Linked DNA regions of Mus musculus: regions 2 and 3 are each linked to region 1. A link is a loop called in an ENCODE intact Hi-C map of the cell type or tissue named here. Cell type or tissue: heart. All regions are shown on one strand. Links, peaks and the distances in the headings refer to the core of each region. The heading gives the core; the rest is flanking DNA. Region 1 has its middle 7.0 kb from the start of Apol6. Region 2 overlaps Rbfox2 (RNA binding protein, fox-1 homolog (C. elegans) 2). Region 3 has its middle 14 kb from the start of Gm35933.

What was found. A loop is a pair of places that touch in the nucleus more often than their neighbours do. Peaks named below come from ENCODE experiments on the same cell type or tissue, not always from the same donor. Only the 100,000 strongest peaks of a DNase experiment are listed, where the experiment ranks them.
Region 2: a loop joins it to region 1, with 4 times the contacts of the local background. A loop is called at or near these places in 6 of 42 quality-filtered maps.
Region 3: it touches region 1 in a loop (2.1-fold over the local background); 3 of 42 quality-filtered maps call a loop at or near these places.

Annotation. Positions count from the first base shown.
Region 1 is chr15:77,034,720-77,041,413 of GRCm38, forward strand. It overlaps a transcript of Mb not described here. Among named protein-coding and RNA genes, the nearest start is that of Apol6, 7.0 kb to the right of the region's middle. RefSeq lists an enhancer at 1,921-4,045. In heart, for the core only: a CTCF peak has its summit at 3,577; DNase peaks (open chromatin) are centred at 2,122, 3,172 and 4,782; H3K4me3 peaks cover 769 bases; H3K27ac peaks cover 5,000 bases.
Region 2 is chr15:77,149,374-77,156,067 of GRCm38, forward strand. All of the region lies in intron 2 of Rbfox2 (RNA binding protein, fox-1 homolog (C. elegans) 2), which reads right to left. Among named protein-coding and RNA genes, the nearest start is that of 1700109K24Rik, 68 kb to the left of the region's middle. In heart, for the core only: CTCF peaks have their summits at 3,134 (motif pointing left) and 4,525; DNase peaks (open chromatin) are centred at 1,298, 3,138, 3,938 and 4,478; H3K4me3 peaks cover 3,993 bases; H3K27ac peaks cover 4,298 bases.
Region 3 is chr15:76,970,400-76,977,093 of GRCm38, forward strand. No RefSeq gene overlaps it. Among named protein-coding and RNA genes, the nearest start is that of Gm35933, 14 kb to the right of the region's middle. In heart, for the core only: a CTCF peak has its summit at 3,467 (motif pointing right); DNase peaks (open chromatin) are centred at 3,772 and 4,202; H3K4me3 peaks cover 1,267 bases; H3K27ac peaks cover 1,555 bases.

The DNA.
Region 1 (6,694 bases), core at 586-5,585:
CTTGGGAGGAGTCCAGCCTTTCCAGGTCGAGGACTATCTACACATCTATTCAGCCATTGCAAGGGCAGTCGCCTGCCTGCGCATCCTGGGCAGAGGCTCTAGGACTGGCAACTTTCACATGGAATGGGGTGCCCTCTTTGCAGGCCTTCTCCTGGGTCCCCAGTTCCTCCACCTTGGGCCTCTGTCCTCTGGAAAAACCAGAGCCTTGCATCCAAAGCTCCTCTGTGGGAGGGAAACTCGGAAGGAAAAAGACAAGACATCCGTGGGTCACCCTGATTTGTGTCTCCAAAGTCAAGCCCACTCCACCATGCAGGGTCCCGAGACACCGACATCCTCCCATAGGCCCAGCTGGGGCATCTCTGATCTTAGTCCCCCACCTTATGCTGTCACCGGATAGGGGTGGTGTGGATTTGTTCTTCTCTTTACTCTAGTTGTACCCCAAAACAGCTAGGGGTTTACCCAGCAATTTGGAGATGCTTCGGTTTGTCCTGTGGAGCACAGTTTTGGACTGAAACTGTGTGCTCTGGCCTATCAGTATACAGAGAGGGCAAAAAAAGGAAGGCCTTGTCTGAGTTTGTTTTCTCTTCCTGTGATAAACACAAAGGCAGCTTATCCGGGAAAGCGTAGAGTTGGCCTACAAGTTAGAGTCCATTATCATGAGAAACTGTGGGACGTGAAACTGTGCCAGGAAGAGCAGGCCAAGACCTGGAGGCTCAGTGGGCACACACCTGAGGCTTAGGTGTCTCCCAGCTCCCTGACAGACTCCTGACTTGGAACATGTGACATGCTTCTCACATAAAAGAAACATGTCCTATGGTCACATAGGTCCAAAACAGAGTTCTCCATTCTAATAAGGTACCTAGGCCCAGAGGGCTTAGCCAATAAACTTCCCTTCCCAGAAGTTCCTCCCTGTAAAAGGTATTTAATCTCGGGCCCACCCTGAGAAGTGGGGGATGGTTTTACACATCTATTTTCTGCCATGACAATAAACTGTTTGCTGAGAGTTCTATGTCTTCATCTGAAGACTGCTAGCAGATACTGGCATCCAGGCAGTTAGGATGAGGGTTTTAAAGGCCACACCCATATCATCGACACACCTACTCCAACAAGGCCACACCTTCTATTAGTGCCACTCCCTGGTCTGAGCATTTACAAACCATAACAGGCTTGCATACAGGCCAGTCTATCTGATAGAGGTAATTTCTCAATTGAGGTCCCCTCATCCCAGATGACTCTAGCTTGACAAAACAAAACTAGCCAGGACAGGCCCTGAGGATGCTGGTGTGGAAGAAAAGGGGGAAAGTCGAGAAGAGACTTCCAAGAACCAGGGAGCCTTGGCAGCTTTATGGGGCGGTCAGAGACAGGTTGACCTGCACTGTGAGGACAGAGGAGAGTTTCTCAGGCCTTGTTAGAGGAAGCAAGAGCCAGAGCAGGCCCTAGGCCCGAGTGGTTCAGGCCTCGTTTACAGTACCATTCAGTCCTAGCGCTGAAGCTCTGCTCAACATCTCTCGGGGACCTAACTTCCTTCTTGGGGGCCACCAAACACCCCTGGTCTCCTGGATCAAGCCAAAACTGGAAGGAGAGAAGTGCTCAGGACCAAGAGAGAGGTTTAGAGACCCCTCTGAGAGGGTCACTATTCACTTTAGCCAGCCAGCTCTGAACACTTTCAGGGAGGACAAAGACAGGCCTCTCTGGGCCAGGAGGGCAAAGTCAGGCAGGCCCCGGTGGGTGCACTGCAGCTACCGTCATTGCCTGAGATCAGAAAACATGGCTGCGTTTGGCCAATGTTGGGAGATGGGCAGGGGCAGGTGGAGGGGTGAGTGCCCTGGTCATACAGGAGGGCTGAGGGATGATGAGAAAAAGCTTGGGGAAGCAGACACACAACACAGAGTGACCTGGAAACTGCAAGACGACCAGGCTGGCCGGGCGAGAAAGTTTGTGAAGTGGGTTGGCCAAGAGTGAGGTTTTAAGTAGGGTGGGAGCTCACTGGGGGAGATTTTAAACTTGGAGCATTTTGGTGAGTTAGGGGCGGTCCCAGGGTTCGGGCACCAATCAGATGGACAGTTAAGATTAGTCCCTGTGACTCAGAAGCCAAAAGGCACAGTGTGTGAGCTGTGTGGCTGCCAGCTACAGCCTCAGGGGAATCTTGGACAGGGAGTACTGTGTGGGAGCGGGGCTCTGTGGCCTCCCAAGAACTCAGTTAGGGCTGTGGTAGCGCTCTGGGGCCTCTTTGGCAGTGTAACATGTTCTGGCCGGCTTCTTGGTCAGCCTGGAGAGATCCCTTTTTCTTTGCAGCCCCTCCTTTTTAAGAGGGCCAGGTCACATTAACACAGGTCCTCTCCTCCCTCTTTGTGTCTCAGTTCATTACCACATTGAACTGAAGGATGACGCAGAAGGTTTAAGCCTTTCCACAGCCCTCCCCATCTTACCGAGGAGGCTATAACCACTCAGTGACCTGCTTAGAGGCCTCCCTCCTCCCCTCAGCTCCTCCTTCTCTCCCCTTCTCCCTCCTCCTCCCCCTCCTCACTCCTCTTCCCTCTCTTCCTCTTCCTCCTTCCTCAGGAGCATTCAGGTCAGAGGATGGGAAAAAACAGCCAATAATGAGGCAGTTCTGGCCATTTCTGCAGGCCCTGTAGTTTCTTAAGTCTCTCCCAGTCATGTGGCTGTAGGCCTTGATATTTCTTGATATTCCACATGCCTTAGAACAGAAGGTGGGCCTGCTTGCTGGTGTGTAGGCTAAGAGAGGCAGTGGCTGGGCCTGATGCATTTCTGCCTTTTCTCCCTCCAACCCTACTTGCTAGCAAACAGCCCCATCGTCTTCTGTCTCTTTCAAGGACACTGCTGTTGGCTTCCTGACTCACACAAGCGCCAAGATGACCTCATCTCCAGAGTTATTTGATTTTTTTTTTCATCCTCAGAGAATGTTTCCAAATATGGTCCCATTGCAAGTCACATGGTCTCAGGCTCGGCTTTGTGGGGGTGGGGGGCGGGAGGGGGGGTGGGGATGGTCATTGTTCAGCTGTCTACAGAAGGGAAAATGCAGGCTTGGAGGAGCAGAGATTTACTGCAGATCTCGGGGTCTATCGGGGCAGCCTAGGGAAGCCCTGCCCTGGGGAGGGAGGCCAGGCCAGTGTCTGGATTACTGTGGTTCCGGTTCTCCACTCTGCAAAAGCATTCATGGGAAAAACATCTGGAGCTCGGGCTGCGCAGGGGAGTCCCACTCCCACAGTCGCTGGCAGGTTTCCCTGTCTGCTGGTTGAGGGGGAGGGGTGCAGCTCTCCTCACCCCCTCATGAACAGACCACAGACACTCCCAAGTCCCTGCCTACCACCACAGGGCTGTGGGGAGTGGGGAGAGTCCCGGCCCTGTCTTTCCTGACCTCTGGGTCATTGACTCCCTGCACAGGGTCCCTGCTGTCTGGTGAGAAGCCAGGAACCCAAGGTAGAATTGAAGCAACAGCTCCAACCCCACCTCCTCAGCTCTCAGAGGCCACGGAGCAAAGGGAATTGGGTTTGGCCTGCGAACCCAGCCGCCAGCCCACTCTGCCTTGGTTCTCTGAGACAGGAAGAACTGACTGCTCCTTCTTACTGACAGGGTGATAGACCACAGAGGGTCAGCCTAACTCCATCCCAGACACGGGGCCAAGTAAACCCACTCCCAGAGTCTGTTTAATGGTGGTCCTGTCTTAGCCCAGCCTTTCCTTCTGGTCTATTTGGGGGCTCTCCAGGGCACACCTGCTGAAATGACTCTAGAGATCACATGCAAATGGCTTGGTGACCAGCATATGGATGCTGCTGGGGACAACATGACCTTTAAAAAATATTGTTTTATTATTTTTAGTTATGTGGATGTCTATGTGTAGGTATATGCATGTCACTGCAAGTGCCCAAAAAGACAGAGGAGTTGGATGCCATAGAGCTGGATCTACAGGCAGTGTGAACCACCTGACATGGTTGCTGGGAATTGAACTTGGGCCTTTGGAGGACCAGTTACAGGCTCTTAATATGTGAATCATATCTCCAGCCCAAAAGGTGATGGGACCTTCAAGAGGAGGGATCTACAAAGCTGAGTGTGGTGGCACATGCCTTTAAACCCAACACTCAGGAGACAGAGGCAGGCAGATTTCTGTTGAGTTTGAGGGCCAGCCTGGTCTACAGAGTGAACTCCTGAACAGCCAGGGCTACACAGAGAAATCCTGTCTAGGAGGAGGAGGAGGAAGAGGAAGAGGAGGAGAAGGAGGAGGAGGAGGAGGAGGAGGAGAGAGAGAGAGAGAGAGAGAGAGAGAGAGAGAGAGAGGAAGAGGAGGACGGACCTATGCCCTGTCCTCTTCCCCCTCGCCCTCCTTTTTTCTCTCCTTGTATCCTCCCCTCCTCCCTTTCTCCCTCCTCCCCGCTTACTCTACCTCCATGCCTCCTCCCTGGCTGTCCTGAGATGAGCCCTTTCCTCCACTGTTGGTTAGCGTGCCTCACCACAGGCCCACGGGGCCAACGGATCAATAACAGAAAGCTCTAAAACTGTGAGCCAAAACAAGTAGGAAGAGCTCGCTCCCGGCATTTTGTTCCCGTGACTGCACCTTCCCCCTCTCCCGCTTCCCCCCCCCCCCCCAGCACCGTGCCCCTGTGTTAGCGCACAGGCAATTCCACTGGGCTGCTCTCAGGGACCTAAGAGCTGCTTGGGTCATGACCTGCGACTGCATCCAGGCTCGCCTGGTATGTGCTGCCTATAAAAGGATCCACCGCCCACCCAGCTCTCTGTTCTCAACATTCCTTCTCCCTGTTCTCCCTTTTGGAGGACTAGTACCTGGTCCCTCTCTTCCCTCTCTGTCTGCCCTCTCTGGCCCCATGGCTCTGGTCCCCAGCTGTCTGCCTGTCTACTTGTTCCCTCATCTGCCTCCTATCCCTTCCCCAGGTCTTCAAGCCTCTCCCCTCCCCCAATAAACCTCTTTTACACCAGATCTGTTGCAAGACCTAATTTCTTAAGGGTGCACCTTGGCATGGGCCAGCCAAAGGTACCCCCTCGCCACACTATATTTCATAATGCCCTCTCCTACCTGTGTTACCCACAGAGGACAGTTGGTCCAGCGCTGACCCTGCTTCAGGCCGCCCAGGAGAACGCCCCCATCTCACCTGACTGGGCACTAATTGCAGAGAGGAAAGGATACAGGATGATATTAGTTTTTACTGTGAGGTGGGATGAAGTGGAGGGATACCCCACCCCCAGAGCCTCTCACGGGCCAGACAGATGCCTCAGAGGGTGAGTATTTGAGTCCAATCCCTGCGACCCACATGGTGAAACGTTAAGAACTAACTCCTGGAAGCAATCTTCTGAGTTGTACATGATTGCACATGCCACATTCGTATACAACTAAAATAAGCAAATGATTTTAAAAAGGAGCAACTCACATCTCCCAAGAGAGTCAAGAACAAAGCATGCGTATAGACATCAGTGCCTTACACAGGTGCATGTAAATGCCTATATGTATGCATACTCACAGGGGACCTGAGTGTGACAGCCTCTGCTGTAGTCAGGACAATCTGATGTCACCAGGAACCCGGGAAGGGAAGTAAGGGTCAGGCAGGGCACAGCTGGAGAAACTACTAGACCTGAAATGTCATGTTCTTAGGATCAAGTTTTGTGCCCCTGTCTCTATTCACAACTACCGCTTCTCAGAGGGGAAACACTGCCCTGAGAGTCCCAGGATCCGAAAGCTGCTTCTAGGCAGAGCCTCGAGGGCAGAGATGGAAACTCAGCTACACTTGACAAGGAGCAACCTCAGACATCTTTAGCACAAACGTCCTTAGAAACTGCGGCCAGGAAAAGATAATTGTTTCCTGGAATCTGAGAACTGCAGGGTCAGAATGCTCCTTGGGCTCGTCCCCCTGTGGCTGATGTGTTGACAGCCGTGCGTACATGTGTGTACATATTGAAACTGTAATACTCAGAGGAAAGGACTGCAGGTTCCCTCCAGACACCAAGCATCCCCAGCAACCCTGGGGATGCTCAATTCTCTCAGATAGCATGGCATGGTATTTGCAGAAAGCCCCTGCACCTGCTCCTGTATGATCCTGCTCCTGTCCTCCTGTGACTTACAACACTTAACACAATTGTAATGATATGCAAATAGGTAGTAATTGACAGTAACAGGAAGCATCTGTACGTATTCAGTACTAGTGCAGTGCTTTCCCAAGCCACAAGGAAAGATAAGGGTCTGAGACAGTGTGGCGTTATGGAGCCTGGCTATCCTTAACTTCCTCATCCTCTGGGTACCACCTCCTGAGTGCTGGGATTTATGGGAAGTTATCTCTCTGCCAATCCAATATTGTGGTTTGTGGTTGGTTGACTCCACAGCTGTATGTGGCAGGCTGACTGTAGCATGTCCATGTGAACCATTCTAGCGTAAACTGATAAAGATAAGGATATTCCTTTAGAGGACAATTTGATACTCTGTATCTCTCAGAGAAGTTTCTTTGTGCAGGGTGTACTGGCTAGTTTTGTGTCAACTTGACACAGCTGGAGTTATCACAGAGAAAGGAGCTTCAGTTGAGGAAATGCCTCCATGAGATCCAGCTGCAAGGCATTTTCTCAATTAGTGATCAAGGGGGAAAGGCCCCTTGTGGGTGGGACCATCTCTGGGCTGGTAGTCTTGGTTCTATAAGAGAGCAGGCTGAACAAGCCAGGGGAAGCAAGCCAGTAA
Region 2 (6,694 bases), core at 825-5,824, 110 kb after region 1:
TCTGACTGCCTAGAAGATAGCTGAGCCCCCCTACCCCTCCCAAGTTCAAGAACGAAGGTACTGCCATCCAAACAGTAGAGTTTTCCCTAGGAAGCCACTGTGACTGTGAGGGGCAGAGTCCATGTACAACCTGTGTGGTGGCAAGAACTGACAGTAGTTTCAGAAATGTCAGGGGACACTGAGAGAGGACTTGTGGCTCTACAATCAAGCATGCGCAGTAGATCCCTAAGACTGAGGTCAGTGGATGGGTCTCATCCTGGGTGATTTCCCATGAGACAACCTAAAGAAAGGCATTACATCATGAGAGGTTACAAGCTGAACCACAAGTCAGAGAGAGATGAGACTGTTCCCGATAGCCATCTGTACAGATGTGACTTTGCAATTTCTTCAGGGAAGAACAAAACCACTGAGAAGGAGGAGGGCTGTCATTACCTTTCAGCATAAAGCTGTCTTCTAGCAATGCAAGCTTCAACAGGAAGCTGTCAAACCCCAAGCTAGGCGGTATGGGATGGAGACAAACACATTTACAGCATTGCAGACATTCAGAGTTCTAACATCCCCATTTATGGAATTCTGAGGAGCTTCCAGGAAAGATAAAGAATTTTGAGAATAGTGATACTGTTTAATAGTCAGTCTTGGTCTTAGTAAGGAAATGGTTAAAACTGAAGCTATAGACCAGTGTAGAAGAATTCAGAAAGGAAGACACTGGAAAAAGTAAGGCCTTTTCTTTTTCTTTTTGGTTCTTTGTAAAGGAACATAAATTTAGCCTCCAACCCACACCCCCGCCTATCCCCAAACTTCCCCAGAATCCTGTGCAGCCCATAGAAAGTGGAAAGTGTGCCAAAACAAACAGCGTGGGCTCCACTCTGTGTGTCTAGGGGGAAGGGGTGCGGGGGGGGGGGGGCTGTGTGGAAAGGAGCAAAAAAAGAACAGAATCATTTCAGATGAAGGCCACAAAATGGAGACTCAATTCACAGACACAGGATGTGCTTTCAAAATTCATAGACCAGATCCCAGCACCAGTGATCAGAAAGCACAAACCGAAAGGGGAGGGGAAACCTAGACAAAGCAAACCTACCTGCTATCATATCTGCCTCTAATTAAAGCATAAAACAGCCTGCTCCCACTCCTCTGCCCAACTACCCAGGAACTGAGAGGGCACAGCTCAGGTGAAAGACTTCAGTCTCCAGCTACAAAGGGGAGATAGCAGACAATGGAGCTGGTGATTCATTACAAAAGAATACACTCCAGAGGCCTGCTGCCTGCTGCCACTCCGGCTCCCAGCACTATTTAAAGGAACAGCAACCTTCTTCCCAGCTTCCCCTACTCCTAACACCTTCTCTCCTGGTTCTGATGGAAAACAGATTTTGAAGAAAATGCCAGCAAAGCACTGCACTGTCCAAGAAAGGGAGGGCCTGTGCTCCGGGACCTGGCAGCCTCACCCTGCTGCAGAGTCAAGCACGCATCTGCTTCCAGGTTGTAATGTAAGCTTTCCTTTAGTGTAACAGAGTTTGTGTCTTGCTAAGTGGTTTTTAAATTAATTAGGTAAAAGTTGTTTTTCAGCTTTGTTTTCCTAGTTTACACATATTAGCAGAATGACTTTCCTTTTCTTTTAACCCACGGCGCATATCTACAGACAGGACAAACACTATCTTTGAGTATGTGATTCAAGTTAAGAGAGACTTCAGCAAAAAACTTCCGTAACATGAAAATGAATAGGAGATAAGGGTATTACTTAAAGTATCACATGAGCACGTCTGGCTACTAATATATGAAAATTTTGCTATTAAAATTCCATTTTTATTAAAAAGCTGAGCTTTCTTTATTGTCAATAATTATGCTGTTTGCTAATACAACGAGAGGCCGTGTAAAATTAGAGTCCATGTAATAACAAAGCTCGGATGATGAGGACTCCTTCCACCCAGCGATGAGGCCAAGGGACCGGAAGGAGGGTCCAAGGCAGAGTCAGTGAGCCATGATGCAACGTGAGCAACGCCATTTGAGTCACTTTTTCATATCCTAGCCAGTAACAAGCCATTGTCACACCAACAGCTGCCCCTGACCAGCACAGACAGCTTACACTGAAAATGCTTAGATGATAGGGCATTATCAAGTGTTTGGATTTGATGTCTGGCTCAAGATGTACAAACCTATACAGCAAAGCGGACAAACAAGCCCAGGACAGACCAAAGACTTGATCCTATTTACTATGCCCTCTGAGTCTGTCTTCTAGATTGCAAACAACTAGCCCTATTACTTTCAGAAACATGGTGTAGACACTGAAACAAACACCCCAATTCTGAAGCCCACAGATCTGACTGTCTTTTCAGTTCTATGGATTCATCATGAGAAAATAAGAAGTCTTTCCTTCAGCACTTAGTACATCTGAAAAAGCACAAAAATTAAATTTATTGATTAGAATCTTTAACCACTAAAAGTCTCTTTCCAGGTTCCACTTTTTTCTCTGACCTCCCCCCCCTCCCTGTCCCCCTGATGATTAGGACACAATTTGAAGTATAAACAAGCAGGCAGGGCTTACTTGTCACACTTCAGCATTCCCCACACCAAGGGGCAATGCTCCCGGAGGCCACATCAGTCTGATTTTAACAGCTCCTGTTTAGATAAGTCCTTCATTGATTTTAAACCATGTACGTGAGAGCTGAGTGAGGGCTGCCCTCTAACACTGCCCCTCGGTGGAGATGTGTGGACTCAAGGTGAAGCAGCAGCATCTCACAGGCATCAGAATCGAGACCTGGGTCCTCCACCCCCCCACCCCCCACCCCCAGATCCTGAAGAAATAAAATGGTCCAAAAAACCATTAATTAGATTCTACAAAGGAGTAAGAAGTATTAAAGAAATTTAAGAGTTTCTCTACTTTCCAAAGGAGGAACTTCTTGATAATTCCTTAACTCGGATTAGGAGAAAACCCTCCTTGGAAAGATTTATCTTTTGAAATTTCCCTCTTCTCTGGGTCAGGATGGACTGATTCATCTCTACAGGTTTCCCTCCTTCCAAACAGCACTGCAGGGCATTATATAACATTTAACTAAACAGTGTTCCAGCACCAAAGGCGATGCCTCTATCTGATAGCTTACTGCCTCTCGCCCTCCGGTGGTGGCTAGTTGAGAAAAAGCGGAGAGAATACAAAAAAGGGGCAACCTCCAAAAGGAAAGCACTGTCCAGGGAGAGAAGCCTAGGGCGACCTGGTCCCAAGTCCGAGACCAAAGGGTTTGAAAATCTATCTTGGAAAAAAGACGTTCTGATAAGTCACAGCCTCACCACTTTCTTCCGAGGCACAGATTTTTAAAAAGAGGGTGGGGGTGGGGTGGGTGGGTAAAGGAGCAACTGGAGGGTGGCAACTAAATAGCCCTGCTGGGGTCGGAAGAACATTCACCTTTCCATCTGCCGGGAATGACTTGCTAAAATGCAGTGCAGAGTCTGCTTGACACAACCAGAGAGGCAGAGCGAGGGGGTGGGGAGAGAAGACAGATGAAGATCTTCCTTCTCCTACTCCATCTCCTTCAAACGTCTTCTAAAGCGGGCAATCGCCACTTACACGGACACATTTATTCTATCAGGGAAAGCAGTACCTGCCTCTGCTACACCAAGATGCTCCGTGGGTTCCTATGGAAAACATCCTTTGCCAACGACAAAGCCACGGAAAGGAAACATTCTTTCCTAGCCTTCATTTTTGATAATCCGTTTAGAAAGAAGGCAGCAAAGTGCCATTCTCCAGGCAAGCTGGAGAAACCCCAGTGAATCAGCTTCCCCAGCCACAAATTCTTCTGCAATTCTTAAAAGGAAGTCACTCCCTCTCCCCTTTCTGGCAGTCTACAAGAATCTCTTCCTACCTCTGCAGTCTCTCTCCCTCCCTCTTCTCAGAACCAAGACAAAGAGGTAGACAAATCCCCACAGGCTCTTTCCTGAGCTACAGCTGCACACTACAGGAAACTGGGATCGGCTATGCAGCCGAGGGAGGGGGAGAAAAGGGCACGATATAGTACACATGCTCAAAGGACAGACACTTCAGCTGATAACAATAAATCTGCCTTTTTAAGAAGACAACCCTCATTAAAACTTGGCTTACTACACTGCAACCCCAGACCTTTCTGTAGATCCCTGAGACAGAAATGTGTGGAGGACATACAAATCTTACCTGAGTTACCATTTTCTTTTTCTCCATAAACCAGAAGAAGCAGATGATAACCAGTTGGAAGCCGCCGTAGCGGGGCACACCTCTGTGGCTCTCTGCCACCCCGTCCCCAGCTAGCTGGCGAAGGGCGGGTGACGGGCCTCCCTTTAAACGTTTTCCTGCCTTTCTCTTTCTAGTGTTTCTTCCTTTCTTTTCTCTTCCTCTCTGGCAGTCTCTCCCCCTCCTTCTTTCTCCAGCTCCCTCCCATATCTCAGGCAGATGGCTGAAGGAAGCCCCACCCCTGAATGCCGAAGGTAATTAATCAGAGTAGAGCCCCACCTCTTCCTCCTCCTCCCACCCCTCCCAGCAGGCTGACAGCTCCCAACTCCAGAAGCAGGCCTGCTGGAGAATGGCAGTTTGGCCTGTGCTTTACTGTGCGCACGCGTGTGTGTGTGAGTGAGTGAGTGAGTGAGTGTGTGTGTGCATGTGCGCGCGCACACACATAGGGCAGGAGGGGGAGACTGAGGAGGGGTAGGCACCATGTGCTGGCATATTATAAGGCTGTGATGATGGTATTAATTATATTGCTCTAGAAGCACTTACCACAACTTATTACAGTTAATACAGATTTATGAGATTACGGCCATGAATATCTGATAATAAAGAAGAAATGAAAATTAAGGTTTTTTCCCCCCAGTGATGGACATTTATAGATAAGAGTGGGTCTAATGAAAGGTGTGGATCGAAAAGCTGCGTGGTGACAGGAAGGTTTTCAAGGACAGCGCTCAACGCCAGAGGCAATGTAATGAGGGCATAGGACTGGGAGAGAAGGGAGGTCAGTTATGTGCCTATTTTTCTCTCCTCTAGAAACCCTAGAGATTCTGAAAAAGGTGTCACCATAAATCTGCCTGCTTGAGGGACACAAGGTGTGCACATCTGGATGCTGAAGCTCCTCACTTCATTAGCTCAGGCTGATGGGAACTGCTTTCCTGCTTTCGCTGTGTTTCAGCCTACAGTGAAAAAGGATGCCTTTCCTATATATTCACCCTGGATATCCACCCGCACGGGTACCTGCGTCATTCCTGCACAGTAACAGTTACCACAGAGCTCCGAGAACACAGTGGCTCAGGACAATGTTGACTCACCACAAGCCTTCTTTTAAGTCCTCACATTAAAAGGCTCACAGTGGTGAACTGGGCTGGGGTGCTGGTCCCGTTCTGTTCTGTACTAATGACCTCAGAAAAAAATACTGAATTCTGAACATAATTTCATCATCTCTACATAAAGACTCAATTATGCAAATATTTGATAAATTTAAGCCTTTTGCCACTTTTTCATAAAAGTTAAGATTTTAAAATGTATTCTGACAAGATCCTATCCTAAAGATTACATATATTAATTCTTCTATACTCATTGAGAGGTAAAAAGGACCAATTGCAAACTTAGCTTTAAAACAAACAAACAAACAAACAAACAACCCTCAAACTGTGAGTCAGTAATCCCAGTAGTAGAGTTTCTTGCTGTCTTCACCAGGACTGTCTGGCCCAATGTTGAGTCAGGCTTTTAATATATAACATGTAATACCATTGGTTAGCACTTTGCCAATACAACACCACCATGTTCTCTCACTCACCAGTTATTTTAATAATTCCAAAAAGAATGCAAAGACAATAGAACCATGAACAAACTCTGGAGACCACAGTCAGGTCTGTGTAATGGGCAGAAGCTGGCCTCGTGTTTTACAGATATGAAGAAATATGTGCAAACGGATACTCTTGGGCTAGAGAGACGGTTCTATGGTTAAGAGTTTGCACTGTGCTTGCAAAAGACCTGAGTTCAGGTCCCAGCACTTATTCTGGGCAGCACTGGGTGATCTGACATCCTCTTATCCTTTCTGCTGGTACCCACACACATTTGCACAGACACACATGCACTAACACACACACATACACACACACACAGTTTTAGGGGGTGGGGTTTTCAAGCACAACAGTAAGCAAACAAAAATGGGAGAGGAGTAGAAGACCATAAAATTAACACCTTTATAAATATGCCAAAGTCTGAAAATCCAGACATCAAAAAATTTAAAAGGCAAAGTAAGAAAGAAGAAAGGGTAGGCAAAAGCAGGGCAAGGCAATGATTCCAATCTTTCCTGTACTTTAAGAAAAAAGTCATATTTATGAAATGTGTTTTCAGCTTGGATATATAAAATAAACCTGAAGGTCCTCGTATAGCATGGGTTTTTGAATCAAACAAAAAGCTGCAAGCACCAGACAAGCTACTTGGATGCTTGTGTGTCACTTCAGTCCCCTCCTATAAAGACAAGAGGACTTTTTTTTTTTTAATAAAAAGGAAAATGACAGGTTCTCATAAGCAAAAGAGTGGATAACTGATAAAGGTTTCTACAGGCCCAGAAACTTAAACTGCATTTTAATACACAGAATTAATATTTTATACTGCAAATAATGGGCTTAAAAATTCATTACCACTAGGGACAATATAAGCTAAAAATAAAATATGCAGAAATGATTTGTATAAAGTGTCTGAACAACAGGATCAATG
Region 3 (6,694 bases), core at 651-5,650, 64 kb before region 1:
TTCTCTGTAGTTCAGCCAACCTTACAATGAGAGTTTCTGTTTGATTTTCTGCAACTTGAGCTCTATTGCTACAAGAGAGAAGATTCTCCTCAAGGACACACTTAGCAACTTTTAGATCGTTTACTTGTGTCTGGAGCCTTTCGATTTTATCACACAACTCCTTCCTTTCATTCATCATTTTTTCCACAGATACTAAGAGCAGCCAGCCAGTAAAATCATTTTTCGATTTTTTCCCCATCTTGTAGAAAGCTTTGTGCACTGAATCACCTAATTCATTAAGAAAATCAAGGGCATTAGCTTCTTTAAGTTCGGAATATAGTTTCAACCATGGGTCTTCAAAATTCTCTGAGCTCCCAGGAGGGAGAGAATCTGGAGAGGTTTCAATATTTGAAAGTGCTGGTGGATCAACAAGCCAATTCCAGTATTTTAAAAGATTCATCCTTGTACTTCTGTTACTCTAGAACCACTCCTGGTACCAACTTCTGTATTAGTCAGGGTTCTCTAGAGTCACAGAACTTATGGATAATTTCTAAATAGTAAAGGAATTTATTGATGACTTACAGTCGGCAGCCCAATTCCCAACAATGGTTCAGTCGCAGCTGTGAATGGAAGTCCAAGGATCTAGCAGTTACTCAGTCTCACGCAGCAAGCAGGCGAAGGAGCAAGAGCAAGAGCTAGACTCCCTTCTTCCAATGTCCTTATATTGTCTCCAGCAAAAGGTGTAGCCCAGATTAAAGGTGTGTTCCACCACACCTTTAATCCCAGATGAAAGGCATAGCCCAGATTAAAGGTGTGTTCCTTAACTCGGAGATTCAATCTTCTGGAATCCATAGCCACTATGGCTCAAGATCTTCAAACCAAGATCCAGATAAGGATCTCCAAGCCTCCAGATAAGGGTCACTGGTGAGCCTTCCAATTCCGGATTGTAGTTCATTCCAAATATTGTCAAGTTGACAACCAGGAATAGCCACTACAACAGGTAAACATATACAAACATGTAAATGTACACTGTCTTAGTTACTCTTTTATTGCTGTGAAGAGACAACACAATCAAGGCAAGACTTATAAGACGGAAGCATTTAGTTGGGAATTGTTTACAGCTTCAGAGGCTTAATCCATGTACCATCACAGCAGGGAGTATGGAGGCACTGAAGCAGTAGCTGAAAGTCACATCCTGATCCACAGGCAGAGAAAGGGGGGCAGGGGCTGACTGTGCCTGGCATGGGCTTCTGAAACCTCAAAGCCCACCCCCATTGACACACTTTCTCCAACAAGGCCACACCTCCCAATCCTTCTAATCCTTTCAAAAGTTTCACTTCCTGGTAACAAAACATTGAATATATATGAAACTATGGGTCCATTCTTATTGAAATCACCACCCCACATAAACATACAATATATGCACAAATACACAGACACATGTCTATATGTAAATATACACATGTACATACATGTGTGTAGGCATGTGCACAGTATAACTATTCCACATACACTTGTACGCACACATGAATATACTATATGTGTACTCACACATATGCACACACATAACTATAGACATGTAAGAAATATATACATATACACACACAAAATATGCACATATAAACACATAGAGATACAAATATACACATGTGTACATATATGTTTATTCTGTGTACATGTATATATGTGTATGTGTGCATATTTGTATTTGTGTCCATGTACATATTTATGTGTGTATATATGAATGTTTATGTGTTTGTACATGTGTATACTTAGGCATGTGTGTACATATATATAGTTATATATGTACATGTGTATGTTTATATGTTTATGTGTGTATATGTGAATATTTATGCATGCATACATGGTATATATTTTTGCCTGTGCATGTGTATATTTGTTTCTGTTTGTACATGTATATTTATGTTTGTGTTTGTACAGATATATATTTTATGGTTTTTTGTTTATTGTTTTTATTTTATATGCATTGGTGATTTGACTGCATGTATATCCATATGAGGGTGTCTGATGTGGTTGCTGGGAATTGAACCCAGGGCCTCTGGAAGAGCAGTCAGTGCTCTTAACCTCTGAGCCATCTCTCCAACCCCTCAACTGTTTCTTTTAGAGGATTTCTGGATTTGGGAAAAGTGATACAGCTTGTCATGTGGTCTTGCCCTTATTGCTGGGGGACTCATTTAGCCATAAAAGGACAGCTCTACAGGCTTTGAGGACAGTGATAAAGACACACACCCTTAAGCACCATGCCTGTAACCTGAGGGCAAATTCTATCATAGACCCAGCCCAGAGTCAGATAGAGACGCCCATCAACACCCAAGGAAGCATGGTAGAGGGTAGTCTGATGTGGCTAAGGGAAGCCATCTTATCTTAGCGTTATGCGTGCCTGCCTGGTCACTCTGCCCTATCCACCCTCAATAGTCACACTCACCTCGGTGAGGGCCCTTGGATGGTCCATAACATTGACCATGGTCTAAACACAATATGTGGTGTCTGGAAGATGTTGCTGCACCTTGCAAAGATGTTACTAGGCCACTCCAAATCCCTCACTAATGTAATAACTCCCTAAGCACTGATGTAATTGTGGTTGTCTTTAAAAATGCTGTACCCCTGAGCTTGGAGACCAAAAGTTCTCATATCAGAGGGGTGAGCCCACTCTTGGTCTGGCCATTAAAAAGGACTCAGAACTTTTTTTGTTTGTTTGTTTGTTTGTTTTCGAGACAGGGTTTCTCTGTGTAGCCCTGGCTGTCCTGGAACTCACTTTGTAGACCAGGCTGGCCTTGAACTCAGAAATCTGCCTGCCTCTGCCTCCCAAGTGCTGGGATTAAAGGCGTGCGCCACCACGCCCGGCTTGACTCAGAACTTTTATTGACTTAATCCGAATGACTGCCAGTAAGTCTCTAGCGTGGAAGTAACTATCATTTCATTTGGAGGCCCCTGTTGAGCTCCCCCATGCTCTGTGGGACTCAGCCTAGCTCACACCTTCCTGGCCATGGAGAGGCTACAGGGTGGGGGGTGCCCCCTGACAGACATTCCAAGGCTCCTCTTCTCTGGAGAGGTCTGGCTGGAGTGACTGCTGTGTGTCTAACACTCCTCAGAGGTGAGTCTGGTTCTGGCTTTTGGTTCTGGCTGAGGAGGATAAACCCCCTCAGGGAGCCTTCTGGATAAAAGGGATAGCCCCCGACGGGGAGTCTTCTGGATAAGGGGATAAGCCAAGAAAATCTGCTTTGGGAAGAAATTTTCTGATCAATTTCTTCCCAGTCCTTCCCACTGAGTTGGGACCCCAGTAGTGGAGACGTGCGTTATGATTCCGCCTCTCAGGAGAGATATGGTTTCGGTTCTGCTTGAATGGATGGATGGATGGCCAACTGTGTGAATGATTAAATGCCTGACAAGCAAGTTTAGCCTAGGGAGTTAGTTGTTGATTTGATTTCTTGATTCTGTTGCTTGTGGACATTGACTCTGACATTCTGCTAGTTTTTCAGGATTCTGCCAGTAGGTGTCGCCCTCTCTATGCTGTTACTAGTTCGTATCCAGTGTCCCACCCCCCATCCCCACCCCCACCCCCTTCCCGGGCTAGAAATGTCTTCTTTTTTCTCAAAGATTGGAAATTTCCAGGTCCTGGAGCCACAGCCCCTACCCCTCCCGCGGCGCCTCTCGGGCCCGGGGATCGACAATGGAGGGTGGTTCTGGAGCCGCGGTCGGGCCCGAGCCCGGACCTGTTTCACATGGCAAAGTCCCCGGGACTTGAAGAGGCTGTGCTCACTTGGGCCCCGGCCCAGTCCCATCCCGGATGCGGAACTCCTGGTCCTGCAGGGAGGACGGAAGATCTGCAGAAGGGCTTGGGGGGGGGGGGGGGCGGCTGGGGGAGGGAGAGGTGGTGTACACGCCCTGCTCTGGTTCTGGCGGGTAGGCTCCTTGTCGCCAGCCTCCGCCACCTGTCCTGCTGCCTTCAGAGGCCAAGGAACCTTCTACTGGTCTCCCTTCCCTTTGTCTACAACCTATCTACTCCACTTCTTGCAGATTCTTCCTTCTCCCGCTCAACCTCAGACTCCTCCATGAAGTCCCACCGCACCCTGCCCACCTCCGCACCCCACCCCTACTTCACTGGCTTCTCCTGGATCTAAACTCTTTGTTTCCTTAACACCACCCCCACCCTCGGCTCCGTGGCTATTACTGGTCACGTGGCGTATCTGGTTTCCCCAACTTCTTGCACTTCCTTCACCATCTTTAGTTTTCCTCTTGAGAGCCCTCCATGCCCTGGATTCAGGTTCCAGCCTCTGTTTTTTGTCACTGGAGGCACCGCCTCATCATGATTTAGAGGAAGGGCACCGCCTTTTCCTAGTCTGCTTCAGATCCCTATAACTAGAAGACTCAGATCCGAATACTCCATTTTAACTAAGTCCCAAGCCCTAACTGCCCTCCTGCAATCTGTCGTCCAGACCTGGCAACTCCTGTGTGTTGGGGATGTTTGGAGCAGAGACTTCTAAGCCTCAGTCACTGGTTTGAATGCTTTTAAAGTAGCTTTTCCATCCAAGCATCGTGACTCGGACCCCGTACAGCACGTACACAAGTTCCCAGGCCTTGGACACTTTTCACGGGTATCTAATGACTAGAATTCAGGTGCAGCTCAAAAAACTGCCTTAAGTCTTAACTGTTTAAGACTACCGAGGTTCTTTGGGGTCCAGAGGAGTCTTTTGGGGGCATTTCTCATGATTCAAAGAAACTTTCAGAATTTATACTCCCTTTTCCCCCCTAGGGAAAACCCTAGGCTGTTAAATTTGGCTTTTGTCCCTCGGTCAGCTTCGGATATCCGAAAAATCTCCAAAAGCGAAAGGGTTTTACAGGGCTGGATACCTGTCGGTTCATCAAGGTGGCCCCAAAGTCTGCAATAACTGAGCACGGAAAGGCAGAGGTGAAGCTGTCTTGGTGGCTGGTGAGCCACAAAAGAGACAGGCAAAGGTTATAGGTTATGCTGGCTGCTTTCCTGTCAACTCACTTTGTGTGTCTTACTGGTCAGACTGCTCATGGCCAATGGAGAAAGCCTCAAAAACAAACAAACAAACAAAAAACAAAAACAAAAACAAATGACTAGTTACCAATAAAAGATGCCAGTCTGGGGAGCCATGGACACCATTAAGGACAATCACCTCATGCCAGCGTGGACAGTCAGCCTGGGTCATAAGCAGGTCTTCTGTAGTGGCCCCAGACTGCCCTTCCACCAATCTTTGAAAACCAGGGACCACTGTAAGAAGGATCCAAATGGAAACCATTTTGAATACAACTTCCATTTTGAACAGAGATGAAATAAAATGTAAGTTCCTAAGACCTCCCTGGGTAACTTGCTTGGCTAAGAAAGACATGTGTGTGGGTAACTAACGTCCTGGTTGGCAAGGTAAGCCGTGAATGTTAAGCAAGTTACCCTAAACCAACCAGCGGCATGAGTCTGTTCTTCGGCCCCGATCAATCAGAGCCAGCCGGAGTACAATAGATTTTTGTAATCTGCTTAAACACTACGGCAAATGTTCTTAGATGTAGTCAGGCTCCTGAGTCTGTGATGTTGTCCCTAATTGGTCAGTTTTTGCTGCCTAATTAAGATAAAGAACTTGCTTTGCTGGCCTCTTGTGACTGCTTGTGCTGTTTTGGGTTTTTGTACCCAACACCACCGCCATCTTTACTCCTCAAGAAACTAAACTTTCCTTTGCACCTACTGCCAACTCAGTTTAACTGTCCGTCTGTCTGAAGAACATCTTCTAGCTCCCCCAGACTCCACAGCAGACACAAAGCCAGACCCAGCAGCCCTGCTCCAGGACTTGCAGCACATCACCCACCAGTGTCCTGGGGTATGGGTTGAGAATCTCCAGGCTTGGCAGCACATCACCCACCAGTTGTAAGTCTCTTGGCTATAGCTACCCCTGTAAAGGGTCTGGCAATATCCCATGAACCAAAAGGCTGGAAATTGCTCCCTATATCAAGCGGCTGTTAGACACTAACAGTCTCACCTCTTGCTAGTTGTCTTGGAATTTGCCTTTCCTGCCTGTCCATAAATCAGGGACCTCAGATTATATCAGCCAGTCCAGGCTCTCTGAGAGGTAAATAAGTAGACTTGAACTATTCTTCCTATTGTTCCAAATCTATATTCTTCGCTCAGCCTCCTCCCACTAGACCTCCAGGTCTATACAATCCTGGGCCTTAAGGATCCTTTCTCTATCCTGTGGTGCCAATGTGCCAGCCATATTCACCTTCCATTGGACTGATTCAATGTCCAAAGAGACCAGCCAGCGAATCTGAACATGACTACCTCCCGGGGCTCAAGAATTCCCCTACACTCTTTGGGAAGCATTACAAAAGAAGTAACAAGATTCAGGGTGTCACGCCCTAATCCAAAGCTGCTCCAGTATGTAGATGATCTATTGGCTGCAGCTGCCACCGCCATCTGTTTGAAAGATACAAAAGATTTGCTCCAGCTGCTCCAGACATTGAGATGTCCAGACTCCGGAAGTTCAGGGGGGTTGGGGGAGGTTCAGCTCTGCCAAATGGAAGTCTCCTGTCTGGGATACAAAGCTTGCTCAAGGCAATAAACAAACAAACAAACAAACAAACAAACAAACAAACCTACCTCTCTGCTCTATGGGAAAGGAAGCAATCCTACAGATCTCCACTCCCTAAACCAAGAAGCAGGTAGGAGAATTCTTGGCGG